Linked DNA regions of Mus musculus: all the other regions are linked to region 1. Evidence: chromatin loops called from intact Hi-C (ENCODE). Cell type or tissue: left cerebral cortex. All regions are shown on one strand. Each heading gives the region's core, and the rest is flanking DNA. Links, peaks and the distances in the headings are about the cores only.

What was found. Hi-C counts contacts between places; a loop is a spot of excess contacts. Peaks named below come from ENCODE experiments on the same cell type or tissue, not always from the same donor. Only the 100,000 strongest peaks of a DNase experiment are listed, where the experiment ranks them.
Region 2: a loop joins it to region 1, with 4 times the contacts of the local background. A loop is called at or near these places in 10 of 42 quality-filtered maps.
Region 3: a loop joins it to region 1, with 4 times the contacts of the local background. A loop is called at or near these places in 5 of 42 quality-filtered maps.

The regions. Positions count from the first base shown.
Region 1 is chr16:85,169,177-85,177,297 of GRCm38, forward strand. App (amyloid beta (A4) precursor protein) reads right to left here and starts at 4,531. Exons shown (of 18, transcript NM_001198823.1): 1 at 4,326-4,531. The coding sequence starts at 4,382. In left cerebral cortex, for the core only: CTCF peaks have their summits at 2,955, 3,752 and 4,635; DNase peaks (open chromatin) are centred at 1,890, 2,996, 3,434, 3,900 and 1 more place; H3K4me3 peaks cover 3,292 bases; H3K27ac peaks cover 3,395 bases.
Region 2 is chr16:85,087,784-85,095,904 of GRCm38, forward strand. The region is part of intron 3 of App (amyloid beta (A4) precursor protein); the gene reads right to left. Among named protein-coding and RNA genes, the nearest start is that of App, 82 kb to the right of the region's middle. In left cerebral cortex, for the core only: no CTCF peak of the experiment used is centred there; DNase peaks (open chromatin) are centred at 2,767, 3,400, 4,295 and 5,052; H3K27ac peaks cover 1,618 bases.
Region 3 is chr16:84,964,771-84,972,891 of GRCm38, forward strand. App (amyloid beta (A4) precursor protein) reads right to left here. Exons shown (of 18, transcript NM_001198823.1): 15 at 6,638-6,691; 16 at 900-1,000. Gm10791 (predicted gene 10791) reads left to right here and starts at 7,441. Exons shown (of 4, transcript NR_045889.1): 1 at 7,441-7,982. In left cerebral cortex, for the core only: no CTCF peak of the experiment used is centred there; DNase peaks (open chromatin) are centred at 1,548, 2,393, 4,462 and 5,979; H3K27ac peaks cover 3,632 bases.

The DNA.
Region 1 (8,121 bases), core at 1,826-6,825:
ATCTGTAACTGCCCTCAAAAATCACAGTTTCTATTTTAAAATTGCCCGGAGAATTTTTTGTTTTTTTCTTCCCTTAATGCCAATGTCCAGGCCTTGCTTCCGGGATTCTCTTTCTGATGTACTGGGTGGAACTCTGACAACACTCTGGAACTTTTCTGCTTCTGGTTTTGTTTTCATCTTCATGATTCCTTGGGATGGGGATGTAGTGCAGCAGGCATTTGTCCATCATGCCTAAGTCTCCATATGAAATCCCAACATCACATACACAAACACAGGAAGGAAGGGAGAGAGGGGGGAAGGAAGGGAGGGAGGGAGGGAGGGAGGGAGGAAGGCAGAGACACTCTGTGACCCTGATGTGTAAAGGAGGATGACAACTCTTGGCTAACGTTCCTTATGGAAGCACTTTGAAAATTTGCTTCTCCCTTCCCTCCTGGAAGTTTGCATGGTGGGTGAAGCTTTTTGTCCTTACCTCCCCTGGTCAAGATGGTGCTAGGGATACTTCCCAGGCTGCTTTCAGCCTTGGTCTCCTTCTTCCAGTTCTTCACCCAGCTCCAGAGTCTGGCCTACACCTGCCACAGTTTCTGTTTATTTCCTGTCTTGCCTGGATGAGTGGACGCTCCATAAGCTTCCACTTATGGGGGTTTACATAAAGGTGATCAGAGCTGAGAGACACGATTTGGCCTAAAAATCAATCAATCAAATTGTCCCAAATGAACAGACGAGGCCATGAATCAAATGGAACTCCACACTTGTTCTCGCCTTCATTATGTAAAACCTTATCTGTGCCTGGCTGGAAATCGAGAGCAGGGAAGACAGATAAGACAAAGGCCTTGCATGTAGGCTCTAGTGTCTGTGCGTGAGCAAATACAATCCATGCAAATACTTAACCTCCATTCACAGACCCAGGACACAAACCTGGCTGGAGACTTTCACCCAGGAAACATCCCAGGATTATCGTGTTCTCTTGTTCCTTTACTCTTTTTAATTCTAGGTCTTTATCCTGCTACACTTTCTGAGTACCCCACTTTCTGTGTCCTTTCTTTTTTTTCTTTGCCTAATCTGTACTTTCTTTTTTGGTACGCAACACTCCTATTTTATAATTATGTGCATGCTTTATTCACCCTGCATACTTCTGTACCCAGTGTGGGAGAAGGCAATAAAATATATACAGTCAAGTAAACATGAGCTTGATATTTAAAGTATGTTTGTGCAGGTCCATCTTGACATAAAAGGCAGAGATTAGAAAAGAAATGTATTAGTCAAAGATGCCCTGTAAATCCCACGACAACACCTCTGCAAAAATAACGCATAATATTTTATTAAGCACCTTCTTCACGTCTATATGCAGGATGACTGACAGATAATCTTTAACACAGAGATATAGAAAATTGGCGTGTCATAAACAGTAAACTAAAAACTTAAAAACCTTAGCCGTAAAAGTAACTTCACCTTCCTTCAAACCAGTAGCCCATTGATCCTATTTTTCTCCTATTTAATCTTAAATCTTGAATTTTCCAGTTTAGTTTTGTGATCCTGTATATACCTTTTCATTTCCTCGGTTCCATCTTTTAATTGCTTGCAGCCTTACAAGTGTAATGAGGGACGCTATCCCTTGGGGGTGATAAGAAAGAAGCATTTATAGTCTGCCAGTATCATGGCTTCCCACTGACAAGCAGTAACCGGTGACTCCCGATGGATCCCTGTCAAAAAAAGAATGTCAGCTTCGCTGTTCTATGAGTAGGCTTCTACCATCAGAGAGGCACTACCGGGCAGCAGTCGCAGACAGTGAAGGAGCCACCACTACCGAGGCAAGTTGATAGTTATCAGCTCTATACAAGCAAACAAGATGAGTCCATCACGGTTTGCTAAACGCATGCCTCTGTTCAACATACCAGGAAAATAAAACCAAACCAGGAAATGCCGACGCCCTGGAAGACGAGGCCCCAGCATCAGTACCCTGGAGGCCCCAGCATCAGCACCCTCGAGACCCCAGCATCAGTACCCTCATGGCCCCATCATCAGCACCCTCCATCACACGGGTTCTTTTTGCAGAGCCACCTGCAGCAGACGGATTTTCTGTGATTTACAAAACGCAGCCAACTCATAATTCTGTGGCTTCAGTGGACGCAGAACTGCAAAGTGTGTCAAACCTCATCAGGATGAATTACCTATCCTTCCAGTGACTCACCAAAGGCACGAATGTAGTGCTCCCAGTAACCCTTTAAAGGTGATGATAACTGCAGGAGCATCTCCAAATGTTCGGCAGAAAAAGGATATGCAATCGCACAAGCCAAAACATAAATCCAGTTCATCTTGGCCTACACTGTGACTCTTTTTATACAAGTTAAAAAAAATGCTCAAGAAAAGTAAAATGCTCCAAAAATTAAAGTTATTCCTTTAATTACTTAGTCGTGTTTCTGCACAGCAAAACAATTAGAAAAACCGAATGACTATACAATTAAATTCTTAGGTCGTCAGAGAAATCAGAATTCCCTTGATTAAATGGCTTTGAAAAAAAAAAATGGAACACTAAATTCTTAAGACTCTTCGAAGACCTGTTTTAACCAGTCTGAGGTGACTTACAGATTCTGAAGCCACTTGTGGGTTAAAAAAAAAAAAAAAATTCAGAGGGGCTAAAAGTTCAATGACCTTGTAAATTAAGAGCTAAAAAAAATTAAATAAATAAAAACTCATACTAGTGTGATAGCCTAGCCAATCCCCACAAAATTGCAGGAAAACACTCGCCCGGAAATTGCTTTTTGGGAAAATTCCTATGAGGTAGAGGGGAAAGAGGAGGACGACGAGGAAGGGCTATTAGCAAATGCTTAGATGGTGAAGAGGGTACAAATGAAGAGAAATAAAACCAGCTGCCACGCAAACAACTTCCAGGCATCTCTGGATAAAAAGGAAAACAAGCCTTGTGCTGCATGCTGGAGAGTTGGATGAATGGGGAAGACTTGTTATACACCTAGTGGTGGGTGGATTTCACAGGCTGCAGCCTCCACACAGCTTTTCTTTGCTGCACTGCAGAGGCGCCATCTTCTCCGTCTTAATCTTCACCCTATTCAATCCTTTTATCTGCACCCCTTTTTTTTTTTTTTTAAAAAAAAAAGGAACCCTGAGGACCCTCCCCAGCATCCTGTGTCCCCCCCAGGGTGACTAAGCTAGAGTTCCCAAATCTGCCCCATAGGAGGCCGCACCTTAATCAGACAAACGCCTCCTTTGATGCCCTGGAGCCTCAGCCTCCCCACCACCAGGCACTGCCCTTCCCAGACGCACGCCTCACTCCCGGCTCGCTCTCTCTCTCTCTCTCTCTCTCTCTCTCTCTCTCTCTCTCTCTCTCTCTCTCTCTCTCTCTCTCAGGACTTTGCAGTCCCTCACAGGATTGCCAGTAGGTGGTGGTGATGCGGGGGTGGGAGACCGCGGGGCCCTAGCAGCACCTCTAGGCCCTCGGGGGCAGACGCGCAGCTCGGGGAAAGGAACGGCGGTGGCGCACCAACTACCAGGGCTCCGCCACCGCGCCCTGGACGGCGAGGGCGGGGTGTCGCGGCTTTTGTTCCCGGGGACCTTCTCAGACTCAGGGAGAAACTGGAGGTGCACTGAAGAGTCCTGGACGTCCAGGTTGAGGGACGGTGCCGGGTGGCCGCACTTTCCGATCCCTCCCATCACTTGGAACTTACACAAAAGGGAGACACGAAAATGCACAAAGTTTGCAAAAGGAAGGCGGCGGTGCGCGACCCCGCACCGACTCGGGAGAGGGTCGCTGCGCAGGCAGCCGCCGCCCGCGGCCGCCAGGAGCAAAGCCCAGCTTCGCAGTCAAGACAGGCGGGGGTGGGAAGGGAGTGTGAGCCAGGCGCTCCCCAGCATCCAGAGCTGCCCCCATTCCAACCCAGGACCCCAAGGAAGGGGAAGGGCGGCGATTTCCTCGCAGGGCACTGAATCCTGAGACGCTACGCTTTCGGTTTTCCACACGTGTCCCTTCCCCCTCGAACTGGGTGTCTCTCGCATCCCGGAGTCCAGCTCTCAACGCAGGGAGGAGTCAGGGTCTGCGTTCAGGCTCGTCCCCTCGCCTTCCAGCCCTAGGCTGGCACGGATATGGGGACCCCAGCGCCCTAACCCATTCCCTCTTCATCGCTCGGGCAGCGCGTCCCCGGGCAGGGTTGGGCCAGAGCCGCCGAAGCGCAGGGCGCCCGCAGGCGGGGGCGGCGAGGAGCGGTCTACCCGTGACAGCCCCCCACGTCTCGAGATTCAAGCTCCTCGGTGGGGAGGATCGCGTCCTCCCGGCGCCCGCCTCCCCAGTCTCGTTCCCAAGGCGCGGCACCCACCTCCAGAGCCCGAACCGTCCAGGCGGCCAGCAGGAGCAGTGCCAAGCTGGGCAGCATCGTGATCCTGCGTGGGCCACCGAGTGCTCCGTGTGCGAGTGGAAGATCCGCCGCGCCCTGGCTGTGTCCGCGCCGCCGCCGCCGTCTCCGGTGGCCCCGCGCTCGCTCTGCTCCCGGTGCTCTCGCCTCCCGCCGCCGAGGAAACTGACAGAGCTGGAGCGAGGCGGCGGGGCTCGCAGCCGGCAGAGTCAGCTGATCCCGCCCACCCGGCTCGCCACCCGACAGAGACCCCTAGCGGAGCCTCGGGGAGCTGCGCCCGAGCGCAGCGGGAGGCGACCCAGAGCCCACAGGTGCGGCGTCTTGGGCTAAGGGGAGCCGCGCTCCCGATGGGGTCTGGGAACCAAGTTGGGGAGTGATCTGGGTCAGGGAGAGGACCCCGCAATCGGGAGAAGGTGAACCGTAGGACGTTAAGGTTCCAGGGAAGTCGGGAGCGCTCTCGGCTCGTCCCCGCGCGAGCTTGAGTCACCCGACCCCGCAGGCCTCTCCCAAATGTGGTTGAGGAGCTAAGGCTGCGATGCGTGCATTTTTATCCGCAGTTCGTTCTCTCTATTTGGAGAGGTGGAGCGAGGCCGAGAACATTAGCAAAAGAAACAGGATTTTTTTTTTTTCTATTTTCTTTTTCTTTTGGTAGGAGGTCACCCTTCACGCCACTGCAATCTGGAATTTTTGTCTTTAGAATGTACCAGAGAAGGGCACAGGATGCAGAATGACCCATTTTTCTCCGTGTTTGGAGATGGGAAGTGGGTTTTTAAATGTATTATCATTGCATATTTGCTTGACGTGGATAATTTCAGAGAAGGGGACCGGCATCTGGGATTGAAGGAGGCAGGGAGGTAAAAATCTAAGATGGGGAAGAGATCAAAGTTAGGCCAGAAAAGATACCGAGTGATGGCTCTTTTTCCTCCACCTCCATCACCCAGGACTTCTTCCTGGAACTCTGCTCTCGATTTTTTTTTTTTTTTTTTTTTTTGGATCTGCCCTTATCCAGTGAAATGAACCTCCGTAAAACCATTTTCTCCTAGATTAAACACAAACTTCCCAGTGTTAAAATTACATTAGACCCATCCAGACATGCTCCCACTACCACCACCCTCCCGACCTAATGTGGCTTCAGACGCCAAGCTTTTGGCTCTCCCTAGGCTAGTGGAAGGAGATGAAGGTAATACCAAATGCATTCCTGGCTTCTGAGGCCACAGCCTTTTCCTTTACCTGATGTGTTTGCTGCTTAATTTTTTAATAACTTGACATGAGCTCTGGTCATCTGGGAAGGGGGAACCTAAATTGAGAGACATGCCTCCATTAGACTGACATGCAGGCAAACCTGTGGGGCATATTCTTTCTTATTAGTTGATGTGGGAGACCAGCCCTGAGCAGGTGGTCCTGGCTTGTGTAAGGAAGCAGGCTGAAGAAGCCAGGAGGGAAAAAAACAACAAGCAGTTTCTGCCACTGCCCAGTTCCTGCTTCAGGTTCCTGCCCTGTGTTCCTGCTCTGAGTTCCCTTCGCGTTAGACTGTGATCAGAACGCGTGAGGCTAATAAGCCCTGTCCTCGAGTTGCTTAGGATCGTGATTTTTTTATAACTCTGCAATAGAAAGCAACCTAGAAGGCCCGCTCTTTCTTTCCCACAGCAAGGAATCCAATCCCCTGTAAGTGTGGTGGGAGGATAGGTCTCCACCTCTTCCTTTCTGAGAAGTCAGCACTCATCTATCAACATGCCTACATACCACCTGCCCAACTCTACAGATACCTTTTTGTATTTGTCCTGAATGTCTGTCCTCTGAAGGTCCTCAACAAATAACAACAAATATTTGCTAAGTAACGTTTGCTTTGATTACATATGGCATTCATTTCCTACAGAAGCCAAGGAAAGGATAGGGAGGTAGCTCAGTCAATAAAGTACTTACTATCTAAACACGAGGACCTGAGTTCCACCCCTGGAAGCCACATAAAAATGTCAGCCATGCTAGCACCTGCTTAGGAGGGAGAGAGAGACAGACAGACTCTTGGGTAAGGTAAGCCAGGAAAGAGATCCTATCTCCAAAAAAAAAAAAAAAAAAGTGGAAAGCTTCAGCATCCAGAGCATCACCTAAGGATGACTTACAACAAGCATGCACATGCGCGCGCACACACACACATAGGCATGTACATACATGCACACATACACATATACACATACACACACAGACATACACACATATATACATACAGACATACAGACAAGCATACTCTTACACATACACACACATATCTATACTTCAAACACACTACATTTACACACACAGACATATACATACATACATACATACACATATATACATATATTTACTGACATACATACAAACAGACATACACACAGACAGACATACACACAGACACACTTACTCTTACATACATACACATATATACATATATTTACCGACATACATACAAACAGACATACACACAGACAGACATACACACAGACACACTTACTCTTACACACACACACATATACACAGATACACATATCTGTACTTCAGACACACGTACACTTAAACACACACACATACACAGACATACACACACATACACCTATAACACACACACACATATGCACACTTCAGACACACATATACTTACAGATACATACACATGCACACACAGACACACATACTCTTACAGACATACACATATATACACAGACATATACATAGGCACACGTATACTTACAGACACACACATAACAGAACACACACACATACACACAAATCCAAGGAAGTCATTACTACTACCCCCAACCCCCATTCACAGGCCAGGAAAACAGTCTTAGAGCTTAACTACAGCTTAACCATAGGGGGACTGGTTATTTCATACCTTGAATATCACACTCCTTCCCCAATACACTTACCTATCATCATGATCTCCTGTCTGTAGGAACAAGGAAGGAACCTGAACACCCAGGAGAACAGATCCAGTTCCAGATCTCGAAAGATCTTACGGGAAATGAAAGCTCGAGACCTTTTGTCCAAGATTAAACGTTTATAGATCGTGACAGTGGGGCATTATATTGAGCGTTTCTGAACATAGAGCAGAGTGAGCCCCCCCCCCCCCACCCAATATGTGCCAGGGGAAAGAGGCAGGAATTATTTTTAAAAAGAGGAGGGTAAGTGTCTTCTTTTGAGTAGGCCTATTTAAAAAACCCAGTGATAAATGATAACCCACAGAAACAGAAATCCTTAGCATGAGCAGTCTCACTTCACACGGCTGAAGTTCATCCCATTCACATTCCTGAGCAGGGCGTGCTCAGAGGAAACGGTCAACTTGGCATTGTGCCAGAAAGAGCTTTCCTGTTTTCTATTTAAAATTTCCTAAAAGTTTGTTTTTCTTTTATTCCATTCCTGCTCTTTTCCCTCTCTCCCTCTCTCCTCTCTCCTCTCTCCTCTCTCCTCTCTCCTCTCTCCCTCTCTCCCTCCCCACCCCCCTCTGTGTGCCCACAAGTGTGAGTGTGCTCACTAAGGTCACAAAAGGGAGTCGTATTCCCAAGAGTTAGGATTGTAGACTGTTGTGAGCTGCCTTAGGAACCCTTTAGGTCTTCTATAAGAGCAGGAAGTGCTCTTAACCAATTAGAGAGTGTATGTACTGTGTGCGAGAGAGCACAAGCAAGCACAGTCTATGGCTCATATGGGGAGGTCATGGGGCAACTTCAGTGGTCTGGTCTCTCCTTCCACCTCGTTAAGGCAGAGTCCCTATTGTCATTTCTGC
Region 2 (8,121 bases), core at 1,449-6,448, 82 kb before region 1:
TGGTGCTGTTGACCTTATCCACGGGAAAAGTGACACCACCTCAGACTAGGATGAAGAGTTTAGAATGGAAGTCAAACTGAAAAGATCCGGGAGGAAAGAAACAAAGCCTGCCTACTCCTGCCTCACAAACTAGAAGCCACTTCACACCGGATGGAGATGCCCAGGATCAGATGTGTCTCACATGTCCCCATAAATTCGCAAACGTACAAATACCCACTCTAGATTTATGTGCGCTTTAGTTCACACTGCATATGTACATACCAAAGTGATAGCTACAGACCGAAGAAATGTTTACTCATATTTACTTGGAAAATTTATTTAAATATATATATATATTTTGTTTCAGCACGTTAGATGGACTGACGCCCTATAAGTGGCGCACGCTGACAACCAGCTGGCAAACGGCTCCGGGAGGCATTTGTGTGGAAAGAATGTTTTCAGAAGTGTATTTCACCAAAATGCCTCTCAACTGGCTCGGCATGAGGCAGAGTTTTGCTTCATGGTGAGGGTCACCTCTGGGTTCTCAGGAACACATGAGTAAATGACTCGGTTCTGTAAAGTGGCTGTGCTGTCACCCCGAGTGTCACCGTAACTATTACAATAACAGCTGGCAGCTGGGTTTCTTCAGAGAACAATTTGGCAGATGGCAGAAGCTGAGTGAATGTTTCAAGCAAGCTGCAAGCCAAGAAGTGAGCACTAAAAGTTTCCTTTAAGTCTTTCAGACTCATTCAGGTGAGGAGAGTTCTGCCTCACATACATACCACACGCAGATGTGCTCACGTTCGTGAACACACTAACCGTGAGATGGGTGTTCAAGAGAAACAGACTACCTGTACCTCTCTGTTAACAATAATTGTTTTGAAATAATAATGATATTTTTTCAAAGTATAGTGATCAACAATGGCTAACAATTTTAGGATTTTTTAAAGAGCTTTCACAATTTAAAGTACTGTAATTGTGATGTTGTCATCAGAGCATTCTGAATTAAATGGTGGAGGCAAAGGAAGGTGGGTGGAAGGCAGATGCTCACAGTGGGGTGAGAGTTTACAGACAAGCACGGGAAGTAGAACAGTCCAGTGGGTGATAGAGGGATCAACAGGGTGAGCTCCTAGGGATGCTAATTGAGACACAGAGAGCTACAGAAATATCTACAGGAATCCATACTATAAGATCGAGGAGTAGCAAGGGGACTTCCTCGGTCCATCAGCAACAAAGCAGACACTTCAGCAGCAATGAGCACACAAAGCCTAGATATTGGATCTTTCTATTATTCTCCAACAAAAGGAAACAGGACTCTGGAGAAATGATTGATTCTTAGATTTGTGGAGAAGATAAAGGACAACCCTACAGCATCTTGTTGGAATCACAAAGTTTTTATAGGGGTTATATAAAGTGAGCATGTGTGCTTGTGTGTGCACACATACACACACACACACACACTGTGCAGGACAGAATTAAATATCGACGTATAATAGGAAAATTCATTAGTCTAAGTGATGAAACACTGGGAAAAAAAAAGATAATCTCCTATTCAGAAGAATTCTAAATACTTTACACATATAAACTCTAACCTAGGAAAAGTGGGGCGTGATTCTCCATCCCAGTCGTGGGCTCCGTGTAATGACTTTCTTTAAAAATGAAAGTGTGTGTGTGAGTATATGTGTTATATTTCACATACAGTGTACATATTATGTTTGTGTGCCTAAATTGGTCCACCTTTAGCTATTGGGAGTTGTCTCCTGTACTCATCGGGCATACCCCCCTGCACAGACTTTATGATTCTGACAAGATGCTGTAGGGTCTTCTTGTTTATCTACTGCCCGGTTCTTAAAATTGGCCACTTCTCCAGCAATTTTACCACATTTTTGTTTTTTCAGTATCTTGAATACTCCCCCCTCCTGTCTCTACTTCCAGAATGCTGGGCTTACACATGAGGCCACACTGACCCTCTGCAATTCCTTTCATAGTTTGGACAAGAAACAAGTTTTTACAGTATAGGATTTTCCATTTATGGCAGGATGTGGCATCTAGAAAGTCCCCAATTATGAAGCTTTTGGAATTTCAGGTTTTATGATAAGAATGCTCAGTTTTTCATAGTGGAGACACTCTAAAAAAGGCTTACTGGCCAGAGAAATTCAAAGAGTAATGAAAATAAACATCGAAATCTAACATGATGTGATGCAATTTTAAGTGGCTACTCAACATCAGTGGGTACCACTAAATGCTAACCTGTCCTGGAGCTGTATCCGTAGAAGATGGGAGAAATGAGGCATATGCAAGCAGTGTGCACCAAGAGCAGTCAGGCCCAACAGAAATAAAAAGTAGCTCACATATGTGGTTTCAGGCACATTCTAAAAAGCAGTATGCATTTTTCCATACTCAATATATACTAAATTCACTCTGGGAACATATTTTATTTATGCATCCTATATTTTGTCTTTTCAACGTGAAACCATTGCACAAATACTTATTAAAGCATGCTGTATTTTCCTTTGCTCCACGGTTTGCCTTTATACCTGCAAAGCTGTCTGGAGTAGCTGTCTTCAGTATTGTATGGCCACTAGTGGCTGGTGGCTGGCAGTGAGCACAAGACACCTTCCATAGGATTTTAAAGATCGGGAATTTCTTTTGAGGACCCATGAGCTAAATTCGGACAGGTAGGGGTTTTGGGAGAACATGTGAAGCCCAAGACAGGGGTTAGTAGAGGAACAGGAGTCTGGATCTGAATGCAACTGTCCACTGATACTGCACGGTTTTACTATGTGAGTATACTGTTCATCGTGTGAGCGTAAACGGCATAGATGCTGAGAGATGCGCCTCCAGGATTCGCTTTGTTACCACCCTAATCAGTGCTTACCATACCTGCCTTTCTCCCTCCTCCACTTTCGACAGTTCTGCTGTTATTATATTTTGTATTTATAGGATATGTGACTAGCTCCGCTATGGAAACCGAAGGACGTCGGTTCCCACCAGGCCTCAGCCTCCTTTGGTTAAACTCATTCTTGTTTCCTAGGAGCTAAAAAGTGGACCCTGCAGAGACACCGTCCTATATTACATTGTCTCCTGAAACACAAATATCCTCGCTGGCCGCTTTCCCCAAACGCTTTTCTTTTTCTGCCTCATTAAAAAAATTTTTTTCAAAGCCACATAGATTAAAAAAAAAAGATGTAATTAATTAGAGTTATATGCGGTGCTTTAAAAAAAAGGAAAGAGAAGAAAAAAAACCCACATAATTACTTACAAAACGCCAACCAGGCTGAGGTACAGTGAGGCACGACAACCACCAGTCATTAGCAAAACCTGACATCACAGTGGGAAGAAAAAGTACACAGCCCGGTCTTCCATGTGCCAGATCCAGAAACCCCTGTGTGAGGCAGGCTATAATCAAGACAGGAAGAGGCACTTAGAGAGTTTCTGCCCGAGCTCTAGTCCGTCCGTCATTCTCTAAACCTTGCCGGAATCTTTCCGATCCTTTCCACGTGGCTCAGCACATGACGATCGACAACAGTTCGTTCAAGGTCAACACCAAATGCTTTGGTCTCAGTCCCCGTGTTCCCTGACCACTCCATCACACCACCGTCTTCTTGTAGCTTCAGTCCTCTCCTCCCGCTTCTCCGCAAGCCAGACCGCTCTTGTTCTCCGCTTTCTGTGTGAAGCTCACTCTCAGTGCCGCCCCCCCACCCACTTTTTAACAGTCCTGATTGCACAAAGCTCTGCCCTCTGCTCATTTTCCACTGTCACTCAGGAATACCACTCGGGCCTAAGGATTCAGTCACTTTCTCTACTCTTCCAAGGCTGACCTCTCTTTTGGCATTTCTAGTCACCGGCTAGACACATAGAGACGTCATGGTGTCCAACCAGCTTTTCAAATCCCATGTACGCAAAGAAAAATGGCCCATTTCTCACTGGGTCAAATATCTTATGGGGAGAAAGAAGAGAATGGGAAAAAAATGTCACAGCACTTAACAAGTCAACTGCAAAGAAATGAGGCCATACCCCTTGAAACTGGCTCAGCTTTTAACTGGGCATCAGAGCACTATGGTCAGCTATCAGCACTCACTCTCTTAAAGCACTCGCTCTCAGCAGCACACCTAGGGATGAGCAACACAGGAGATAATAGAATTAAAAAGGAAGCAGATTAAAACATGACCCATCAAGGTCTTTTAGAAATTACCTATATCCTTTCCAGCCGTGTTTCCACAAACATGATCTTTTCAAAGGGGGTGAGCCCCTAGATAAATTCGTACCCTCCTCCTGTCACCATGCCAGTCCAGTCTTCGAAAGTGCCACTCAGATTTGTAAACAAGGCTTAGTTTCATTATTGCAAATCAATTTTCTGGAGCTTACTGCTCCTCAGAGAGCTGAAATAATTGAATTCCTGGACTTGTACGGAGAAAGGTTTGGGCAAGAAAGAATTATATGGAGGATTCAAAAGGTAGATCTCTAACTATGCTTTGGCAGCAAATTCCCCTGGAGGGTTCTGATCCACTTCTCTAATGCAGACTTTTATGATGAACTACACCGGCTGATGCAAATAAAATGGAAGTCAGATGGGGACACTCTGCTAACAGAACATAAAGGCAGCAGTTAAGCTTTTACAGCTGATAAGCAATGGCTTTAAAGTATAAGGAAGACATAGAATGTTAATATGTGACTAGGACTTCTCTCTGCCCACAAGCACCAGAAATATCTATAGAGAATTAAATATATATGCACAATTTGAGACTTTTGGTTGGCTTCATGCTCATAACCTAAGTAAGTATTTTCAAGGAGACAAAAGTCTAGGGTCACATAGCTAAATGAGAACAAGGCTCTTCCTCAACCTACTAATCTCCTATCACCAAACAGTCGATGGTAGATGTAAATAAATGGAGATTTCTGCTCCCTTCGCCAGATTTTCTGCTTGGTTGAATTTGATAATGAAAACGTCTGTTCCTTTCAGAGGGAGCACAAGTGTCATTCAGTTTTCACTCACCAGGCAGGGAATGAATGCGTTTGATTGGCTGTAGAATCATTTGAATATGCAAAATCATTTAAATAAGCATCCTTACAAGCTGAGGCACTTCCATCCATCCATGGATGCAGCAGTTTAGAGTTCTCTCCCTCAGTAAATCGAGGCATCAAATGAAGGTGTACTCATGCTTCAAACATCGTTAGACTCCACCCACCCTCCCCCTTTGCACATGGCTCAGTCACGCCTTCCTTTCCAGGCTGGGTACTCAACCAGAAAACAGCGATCAGTGCCAAAGCCCATTCCATTACCCCGAAGTCTTCCAGGTCAACGATCCAGAGTCACATGAAAAGACTAACTTGAGTTTACCTCTCCGGGGAGCAGATATTTTGAAGAGCAAGCATTCTGGGCAAGCAGAGACTAAGCTTTTAAATGCACTTAAATCATTTCTCAAAAATAGAAGATACAAGCAGAGTTTTTGGAGAACTTACATCTCTCATTTTATATTAAACAATCAGAAGGAGGACCTATGTGACTAAGGCTTGAAATAATTAAAGGGGATACCCCCTTTCAGATGGTATGATTTCTGCCTTTCTTGTTGACGAACATGCATTCAAGCAAAGTTATCATTCAGATCTGAGTTGTTTTACCCCAGGAATGTGGTGTAGGAAAAACACTGAGGCAAACTGACAATACGTAGCAGAATCTTCTGGAAGAAGTGTGAGTGAGGCAGCCCTTCCAACAGCATCCACTTTAGCAGACTATAGGAGTTCTCTGGTCTAAGCTTAAAGTTGTATGAAGTGTGCCCTTGAGGTCATTCATCAGAAAGGAAAATAAAGAAAATAAAGGCAAAGCCACTCCTTCCTCTTGACCTCAGTGGATGCCACATGACATCTGCACGATCAGCTCGTCTGGGGTTCTATTCAAGCTATATGGCTATCTCCAAGCCTAGACACAGTAGCCCATCTCTCCGAGAAAATAGAGCTGACATTCGAAAAGCCACGTAGAGTACAAAGGACATCTTTGATAACCAGTCCCATCTCAACAGAATATTCAACTACAACAATAAATAATAGGTCTTATCTGTATTTTCCTGAATTTTAAGCATTTGCCATTTTTTTGATTCATTAGGCAACTCTAGTTAGCATTCCCTCAGCAAGCGGCCTCTGCATTTGCTTGCAGATGATTTAACTTTCGTCTTTTCAGCTCTAATTTTAAATTTCTCTCTCTCTCTCTCTCTCTCTCTCTCTCTCTCTCTCTCTCTCTCTCTCTCTCTCTGTGTGTGTGTGTGTGTGTGTGTGTGTGAGAGAGAGAGAGAGAGAGAGAGAGAGAGAGAGAGAGAGAGAGAGAGAGAGAGAATTCAAGCAAGTATATGTAGAGGTCAAAGGACAACTCTCAAAGGTCATTTCTCTCCAAGATGTGGGCCCTGAACTCAGCTTTCCCATCCTATGCACAAACATCTCTATCCACTGAGCCATATCCTTGGTCCCTAGCTTTAGGACAGTCCTAAATTCTCCTCATAAAATAACATCATTCTAAACTAGAGACCACATCTATATTTTTAACCAATACTTTGCAACCAATCTTATATTTATACCGAAGTATTCCAAAATGCTTTTTAGAAGTCAAAATTTAAGAATGTGTTAATTACACAGTACCACTTTAAAATATATTAAAAATCAGGCCATGAATGCTTGCCAGGTATTGGCAGCAGGACTCCTAGTTCACATGGACTTAATTAGTTCTTAAGCAAGGAACCAAGAGTCCTGGAGACTTTGATAAAAGAAAGGAACAGGCGTAGGGGGTGTACATGCACAAACACCCTCCCTTCTTGCTTTCTCCAGCCCTTCTCAATCTCTCATAACTACCCCTTCTCTCTCTCTCTCGTGAGTATGTACCACACACATGCACACACACATATACATTCATGCATGTGCACAGATATACCTATCTGCATAGTTTTCAGAAGGCTGAGAATAACTATACTCCTCTCTTATGACAAATTGTAATCATTGCAAATGGTATTTAGCAATAAATTAAGTGATAAAAATAGCATACTGTTTAAGCACGGTTTAATCTAAAAATCTCAAATTTATCATCTATTAGTAGTGTTTCATTTGGCAGTGCTGGAGCTCGAACCCAGGACCTCACTCACGGCAGGCAAATGCTCGACCACTGCCCAGCATTTCTTCATAAGGAACTGGCATCTACCGGTATCTCCTGAAATGTCCAAGAAAGCTATGTGCCAGTACTCCAGAGGTCACACCAAATCTGAGACTCTTCCTAGAGAAGAAACCTTGCCTTGGGCATGATAACTCAGGACGGCTATTAGGGAAACCACAGCATGGATGGAATTTTCTGGCAAGCATGTGAGTTATACAAAATGAACGACCAGGGAGAAAGGCTGTAGAAAAACACCAGTAGTTAGGATTTCTGAAGTCTACAAAAAGAGCCTGTGATGGAAAACAATGAAGGAATGCACAGAAGGAACAGCAAGGCAAAGACTACAATCAAGAGAATCTGTGCTCAGAGCATCAGTGATTCCACAGATAAACGGAGCTGGAGACATGGACTCCTGATGCTGCCTGACTGCAAAAGAGTCGAAGGCTAACAGGCCCTCCTATGACCTCTAACCACCAGATCAGGAGGCAGAACTGTGAAGGACAGACAGCAAAGATGTCTGCTCAAGAAATGCATGCGATCAGCACACTGACACGAAGCCAAGAGTTCTCTGAAGAACAAAGAAAGCCCGAGAAGCCTACACAGTAGTGATAACGGAAATCAAACGGGCCGTGGGGCAAAGGTCTTCATCAAGTCAAAAGGGAGACAGAAGACTAAAGAACATCTCGAGGAAAATATATGCACGCAGGCCTGCAAGGCCTGCTCAAGGCCTAGCTCGTGAGCTTAAAGTGTTTGCCATGCAAGCCTGGCGACTCGATTCTCACCAAGAAACCTAGGTAATAAACAAAAGGGGAGAACTGACTCCAGAAAGTTGTTCTCTGACCTCCACAGTTGTACCATGACACAACACACACGCGCACACACACACACACACACACACACACACGCACGCACGCACGCACGCACGCGCGCACACAGTAATATTTTTTCTCTTACAGTTCAAAAAACATTTATTTGTTTATATGTATATATATATATAGTATCTATCT
Region 3 (8,121 bases), core at 1,449-6,448, 200 kb before region 1:
AATTTCTGAGGTTTTGGTAGAGAATTATATAATCTCCGCCTACCTATAAGGAAGACCCGTGCTTCTCTACTCATTCTAATTCTGACATTAGGAAGAAAACCGCCATTGTCTTTAGAGAAACTGCTATCTGCCTTGCCCAAGATTTCTGACTGAGAAGCTGAGGCGGCAAAGTCACCGCTGGGCTTCACTCACCTTAAAGGGTCTCTGCTAACTTTCCCTTGTAAGCCAAAGAAATACTGGGAGGTGGGGAAGCAGTAGGAAGGAGGAGGGGTTGGAATGGACTGAAATTATCCATTTGTAGATGAGAACTTAACCAAGCACTGCGAGAGAGCATCCCTACAACCAAGTACTCCCCACATGCTTATTTAAGACCAATTCTTCAAATAAAACTATCGTGGACCGAGAATGGTCATGACCAAAAGGGTTTCGAAAATCTTGATTTCTAACTTTTTTTTTTTTTTGGTATTTACATAATGAGACCATCTTGGAAACTGGGACCACCTCTAAATGAAATTCACTTATGCTTCCCCCACACAGTAATATCAGAGCCTCATGGACTTGAATTTCTTGTTTGTGGTATCCTGCCTTCCAGTTTGGATATTGGGATTAGATGTGTTTAACCCGAAAAAACCATTTTCCTAGGAAGTCAGCTCACGTAGCTGCAACGTTGGACTGAATTACACTTGTATGTTCCGCCTGGGCTCAGCGGCTTCTGCTCAGCAAGAACTATCAACAGAGCCCCACTTCCTCTCCTTCCTATCTTTGTGAAGATCTAGGCAGGCATTTTGGTTTTATTCCCAGTAGTCCTTCTCAGTTTTGACACAGGACAAGCCACGAGGTGCCACGTATTTCATCTGGCCAGACGCAATCTCGGGGAGAGGCAGTTTATTTTTGCCTACCAGTTTTTGATGGCGGACTTCAAATCCTGAATCATGTCCGAATTCTGCATCCATCTTCACTTCCGAGATCTCTTCCGTCTTGATGTTTGTCAGCCCAGAACCTGCGTCAAACACAAAGTATGCAGGGCCATCCGTTAGTGTGACCGCCAGCCACAAGGAGGCAAAAACTGCCTTAAAGTTCTCTCTTGGCCAGAGCTTTTAGGAAAAACGGATTTAGGGATTTTTCTCAAGAAAAATGACACCCTAGATTTAAACCATTAACCACCACCTAGCAAACAAAAAGACTGAAGAACGCTGAATATGTAATGCCTGTGTGGCCAAACACATGCCATAATTAAAAGGGGAGGGAGGGAAAGGGGGGAAAAATCAATGCTGGTTAAGATGCCAGGTTAAATTGTACCTAAGAAATGTTGACTTGGTTTTAGCGGCTTGTTGTTTATTATGTGTGCACTTTTTATGGGCTGGGACTGCTTAAAGAAAAACGAAATGCACGGCTTTGGAAATGAACTTTAACGACCTGGGAGAACAAATCCATTACTTTGGAGCTTTGTTCTAATTGCAAGTAAATCATGTTCATATTTCTCTGCACGGCGGTAGCACTGTCAGTCACATAATTTGTTTAGCTCAGCATCCCAGCTCTCTAGCTGAACACGCCCCGTGGAATCGCTTCATCCGCTGACTCGAAAGGAGCACACAATGAACAGAGAGCGTCTCTGGGATCAATAGAATTCATTACCTAATTCCTCTTTCTCTATACGTGGCTGCATGGTTCTTGGACCAATTCTTACAGCGTTTCATGATTCAACTATTCATCTGAGGCTCAAAACTAAAAGGTAAAATATGTTTTAGAAATGGAAGTGAAGACAGACAGAAGGGATGTCCGTTTGCATCAGTTGTCGTGTTTTCTGAAGTGATCCTACTGAAGTAGAATCTGAGGCTATGAAGGAAGGGCTTTTAGAGCCACCTCCTCCATGATGTTTCCAATGGAGGCAGGTTCTTAGCACCTACGTGAATTCAAAGGTAGAGGTCAGTTTGCATACCAGAGAGAATGATTTTGTTTCCTACAGATTACTGCAACACGGTCTCCCTGTAACCTACACCGCAGGGCCTGGTCCTATTTCGAGTGAGCCAGGCATCTATCTGTGACACCAGGTAGGTTTGAGCACGTGTGTCAGACATTAAAGGCAAGGCAGTGAGGATTCCTTTCTCTGGCTACACATTGTGAATTCCCGCAACTCCTGTGGGAACTCATTGCCTCTTCTGGGTCTAATGGCTCTTCCAATCTTGTCCATCAAGTATTGGAAAACTTGTCAACCCCCTGCTGACCCTGAAAAGCACAAGGTCATAAGCACTGAGAAAGCCCGTCAGCCAGTCAGCATGGCTTCTGCTGAGAGTGAGTATAATTGACAGACCTGGGCAGTCCATGCTGGGTGTGACTCATCACCACCTCTTGTCTAACTGCCCACAACGCTTCCCTTGGACAACCCACCGTAAACCAGGCTCATGATGAATGCCAATCTGCTCACAGTACAATGCTGCTCTCCCTCGCTTCTGCCTCTGGATCACACTTCCCCATTTCCTTCTAGCTGGGCCTTCCTACTCTTCTGTTCTAACTCTCACAATGACTAGCCACTGTTGTTCAAGTTCCTCTTCATGTGTTCTTAGCCTGGGTTGTAGGGAACTGTACTTGTCTACATATGTGAGTATACAACACACATTTATTATTAATAATGATTTCAAAAAACCAGAACTTTGTTCTTTTGTTCTCCGGAGCAGGGGATGATATGGTATCTATGTAAGTAGAACATGGCAGAACTGATGCCTTATAAAAGGCACCAAAGCTTCTTTCTTATTCCCTCTATTGTACTTCTTGGTGTGTGGGAAGCCAGCTGCCATGGGAAGGTACCGAAGGCTCCTGACAGCAGCCAAGAGAGTGCTTGATCTCTGTCAGCTCTAGCCAGACCTTCAGGAGACCACAGCTTTGGCAGTGTCTTCATTGTGATTTCATGAAAGAGCCTGAGCCAGAACCAGCCAGCTCTGCCCTATGCTAAAATGCTGGCTGGCTGAAACTGCTGTAAGGAGCTAAACGCTTGCTCTATGAAGCTGCTAAGTTCTGGGGCTACTTGTTACACAGCGATAGGTGACTAGGCAACGAATACAAAGGCTTAGCGCTTTCTTTTCTCACGGTGTTCTATCTGAACTTTAATTTCCTTTCATCGGGAGATCATTTTTATTAATTTAGACAGGAAAGACACAACGAGACCTGTAAGTCCCCTTTCTGTTTCATCTCATTAGCTCTGCTTGTTTTCATTCGACAGCCCTTGTCCTTGGATACTACTTGAAGAACTGCAACCTTCTATTTTTACATTACTTAAAAAAATTACCTTTATTTTTTTCATATTATAACTCACTCTGTTCTCTGTACTTCCTGACACTATTTTTTTTTCTAATGTGGCAGTGACATGAATGCTCTTTAAATCACCCCGGTTGCTTATTTTCATCTTCCTCCAAACCTTTATAAAACCTGACCTACTTCCTCGTTAGATCAACAGTGATTTCTTTCTAATGCAGCCTTCCCTCACCACATGCGAGTAGTAACACGGCAGTTAAAGTTACTTCTGAGATTTTAGTGAAAACTTGTAAGTAGTCTTCCCTTTTATATCAGGGGGTGGGGGAGGCAGAGAGCACAGCATTGCGATGAATATGTCAATTATTACGTCCCCATTTAAAACCGTATAAGCTCCTGGTATGGTGGAGAGGACACTGACAGTGTATCTGATGACAGAAAAAGGCAAAAAAAAAAAATCAAATTCACGTCACATGCTAGCACGACTGGCAATGTTCACAGTTCAGTAGTGTAAGACTCAGCAGAAAGAGTCCCTCTTTCACTGCTGTTCAGCACGTAATGGCATTTAGAAGATGTTCTACGCACTAAGCAATATTATTACAGAGAGATTAACAAAACAATAGAACAATGAAATAAATCAATAGGAAAATATCTCTTGGGGTCACGAAACTAGATTGTTAGGCCTGGAGAAGGATGGGACAGGGAATAATGGCGGGGTAGCTTAACACACCAAGTGAAGAGACTGCTGATGTGTTTTCTTATTGTCTGCAAGAGTCCAGTTTTTGCTTGGAAACATTCCAGGAAGAGTGAGTAGCTGGGATTGTCACTGTGTCTAAAAATCGGCATCATTATTGCTGTGGCTTGTGGGTGACACTATCTTCTAAAAGTTACAATATCCTGGTTTTTCAGATAAGAAAGAAAATCATTCTCTTCATCATGGTGATGTGAAACAGGGCATAGAAAGGACTAAGCCAAAACTCACACCCTTGATTTCTTTGTTTCTGAGTGACAAGAAAGATTATTAAAGAGCAATGGTGGAGGGCAATCCTGGGAAGGGCATCTAAGACCGGAAAAGTCTACAGATGCAATGTGGCAGAGTCCAGAGTGTGGATTCCTAACAGGTGGCTGTAGAGTTATTGGAACAGGTGCACAGCGTAGGAAGGTATCAGTCTGAATATGCGGCAGACTCATTGCCAACACAGAAGTACAGATGATAGAGCCTACACAACTCCTCAGACACGGTGAGCAAATTCCATGCTCATAATTGCAGCTTAGCTGGCTTCCGCATGCCTGGTGTATACCATCTTCCTCTTCGGTGGCTATCTTTGGAAGGATGTGGATATATGGATACAGGTCTTACAAGGACAAGCCCAGGACAGTTTCTAATCTAACTGATTTCCTCCTCGCCCTCCCCTGGGCCTTAAATCTCCCACTCCCCTCTCTCTGTGGAAAGCTCCTTTCCAGAGAGTTCCCTGGATAACATGCTCTGTCACCAAACGTCTTTGTGTGTCCTCATATATTCCTGTCCTCCCATCTTTCTCTAAATTCAAAGTGAGTTGTTTTTGATTACATCTCAGGCCCCCGGGAGCAAGAACCTTATCATTTATTCTTTTTGAGTATTCACAGAATTTACAACATTGATGTCTCATGGGATAATACTGTTGTTATTGTAGGCTTTCCCTGTTCTGTAGAACGCCATTAGTTTCTTTTCTCAAAACAGATGACTTTTTTTTGCCAGTGTATGAAAATGCCTTTTACATGTTCAGTTTACATAAACAGAGTGAGAAGATGAGCTGGTTGACTGTGTGAGTGCTGGATTATTTGAACAGGAACAAGTACATCCTTATATAATAGAGGAATGTAATAAAATCGGCTGGATGTACGCCTCAATATTACATTTTATGTTTATAGATAAAAAATAGGTCATCTTTAAAAAAATAAAACGAGTAGCGTGCTATTTTAAAAAGTCTAGGAGACCAGCTTGAGCTGGTTGTAGCTGTGGTGAGGACTCACTGGACTTACTGGCCCTGCCTTGGGCTTCACTGGCTGGCAGAACAGCATGGGAAGGTCAACTGCTGGTTCCCTGGACATTTACTTAGTGACACTGTCATTAAAGAGGACATGAGAGAGCCCAAAGAGTGTACAACTTATATAACTCAAGGTTCTTTTAAAAGCACTTCAGACAAGACGTTCGTCAGATCAATGAGGTCAGCTGTCCTCCGACGTATCACTCTGCAATTTCTGCTCAGGTGCTGAACCACATCATGGGATCAGTGTGATGCCAGAAGGACTCTCAAAGTCTTTCCCTAGGACCATGGCTGGCAGCAGCCAAGGCTAGAGATTTGAATGGCAAGAAGAGGGGCGTGGCCATATCTGGTCTTACTGGGGATACCTCTGAACCAGGAAGCAAAACTACCTCCCTTTAGTGATGTCCCCAAGGGATGTTAACATTGCTCTTGAGTATCTCATGGGATCTGGGCATAAAGAAAGTAAACGTGGGAAGGTATGTGCTATTTGGAAGAAAATCTCTCCACAATACACAGATCTTCCAATTCATTGACTTTCCCCTCTCTGATTCACTTTGTCGGTCACTATCAGTGGGGTGAGGCTGTGCAAGGAGTAGACACAAGCGGGTTCTATGTCTCTTGCGGTGTGACATTATTCTTAAGACTTTAAGTTTAGCCGGGGGCTAAACATAGAATAGGGGGTCGAAACCCATTTCTTTTTAATCTTGGGAAACTGTATAAAAAGAAATATCTATTTTGATAGTGAAGAAATTTGTAAGACAGAAAAACAAAAGGGCTTCTCTGCAAAATTATGCATATCCATCTGTTGTGTTACTTCAGCCACTGGCTGAGCGTAAGCATAGTCAATCCACAGAGGGCACTAAGTATTTCTGGAGCTGGAGAAATACCAATAATGATATTTTAAGGAAATTGTGTCTATGTTAGTAACCAACAAAAGTCTGAGGCCACTCAAGGACCCCCATGAATACTAAACAAGAGAGGAAGGAGATGTCTTCAGCAAGAATCAATTTCCCACTGAAATCTACACCTCCCTGGGCCTCTACCGTGTGTGAGGACAGGGTCCACATCACACTCTTCATTTATTAAAAAAGGAAGAAATCAAGAAAAAGAGCCCCACATTTGAAAAGACTCTCTTTGTTTCAGAAAGAAGGCTCAGAAACAAACAAACAAACAAACAAACAAACAAACACTAGATCACGTAGGAACTTGGGAAATGAGGCATAAGGAGAAGCCAAGACTCTGAAATCATGCTTGGTGCCTACAGTCGTTTTAAATTCTATCCCGTAACACGTGCAACCCAGAGAGGCATGTTTGCTGAAGCGCACAGTGCTGAGAGCAGAGGCGAAATGGGGCGAGTCAGATACCTGGTCGAGTGGTCAGTCCTCGGTCAGCAGCGGGGCGGGCGTCAACAGGCTCGACTGGTGCAGGAAGCAAGAGACAGAGAGCAAAGGAGACAAATCAGGATGGTTAAGTCGTGGCTTCTGAACACAGAGCAAGGGAAAGCATTTGCAATAAACAAGTCATGAAAAAGGAGCAGCTGGGAAAAAAAAGAACCTTTGTGAGCTAATCCTGGGCATCAAGGATGGGGAGGGGTACCACTTCCAAAGGCTTAGCGCCCCTGACGTGCCAACGTGTCTCCTTAGTGTGGTCATAGAGCACTCACCAGGATGTACAATAGGATCAAAGACGGAGGCTGGGGAAGGTAGACTTTCCTCTGGGCTAGGTTAGAGATGGTTTCTTGGCTTTTGATTAGAAATAAAATAGATTATGCCCAGCCCAGCAGTAAACTTAAAAGCTACCTCCTCCTACAGCTACTCAATCTTATCTTCTTTTACAGTTAATTAACTACTAAGGGATTATTCAATTGCCAGGGGAAATGCAAATATGAGTTTATCGGAAGAGCAACGCTTTTTGCCATTTAGTGAAGCAAATTCCTTCTGAGTTTAGGGTAGAAGAAGTAACCCACGGGCTCCCCCCCCCCCCCGTTTCTCCTTTGAAATGGCTGGCTTCCTCTCTACAGATGACATTCATCTGAATTGTGTGAAATGAGACCATTTCCTGTCATATCTGCTGACAGTCACAATCATCCTTTTGTACGCGTTCTGGGACTGATCCAAAGAAAACAACGTCTAAGCGCGGTAATCCCCACGGTGACTCTGCACCGCCTGGCATTCCCAAGGCGGTGTTCTGTCCCTTGTCAGAAAACAACTTCCCTCAGCTCAGACTGGATTTTGAAGAAATAAGGAAGGGAGAGAGAGGGCAACCAAGCTTTAAGGATTAACAAGTGGCTGAAGGGCAGATGAAGGCAAGGGAGGAGGAAGTCCCCTGGGTCAGGTCTGGCAAGTGTAAAAGAGAGAAAGAAATCTGAGCGTAGTGGTGGAGGGAAGCCAGCGGGAGTTTGATGGGAGCCTTGGGGACCCACAGTTTCAACCATTTAGCTTACAGAGGCTCACAGGCCAAGTGGTCGAAAGTGACCACAACCCCAAATCCGTTCTGAATGGATGGCACAGTTGATAAGAATGGCGGCAGGGAACAGAAGGACAGAGAGTTGTCTTCATAAAATGGGCCAATTGCGCTTCTGAGCGCATTAAGAGAATTGGGCGTGTCAGGAGGCTGAAGCGGTCCTGACTTTGCTGGTGTGGAAACTGGCAACGTGGTCTAGAAAGAAGTGGAGGAATGGCATCGAAGAAACCCAGAACCGGTGTCAAGGTGTGTGACTGTGGCCAAACAGCCACCGAGGTTGTTTCCTCTTATGGAAAAAGGAAGGTAACAGCACCTGGTCTTTTTATTGCAGTAAGGACTGATTGTTTTGAAAATTCACTTCAGAAGCTTCTCGCGATATTTGATT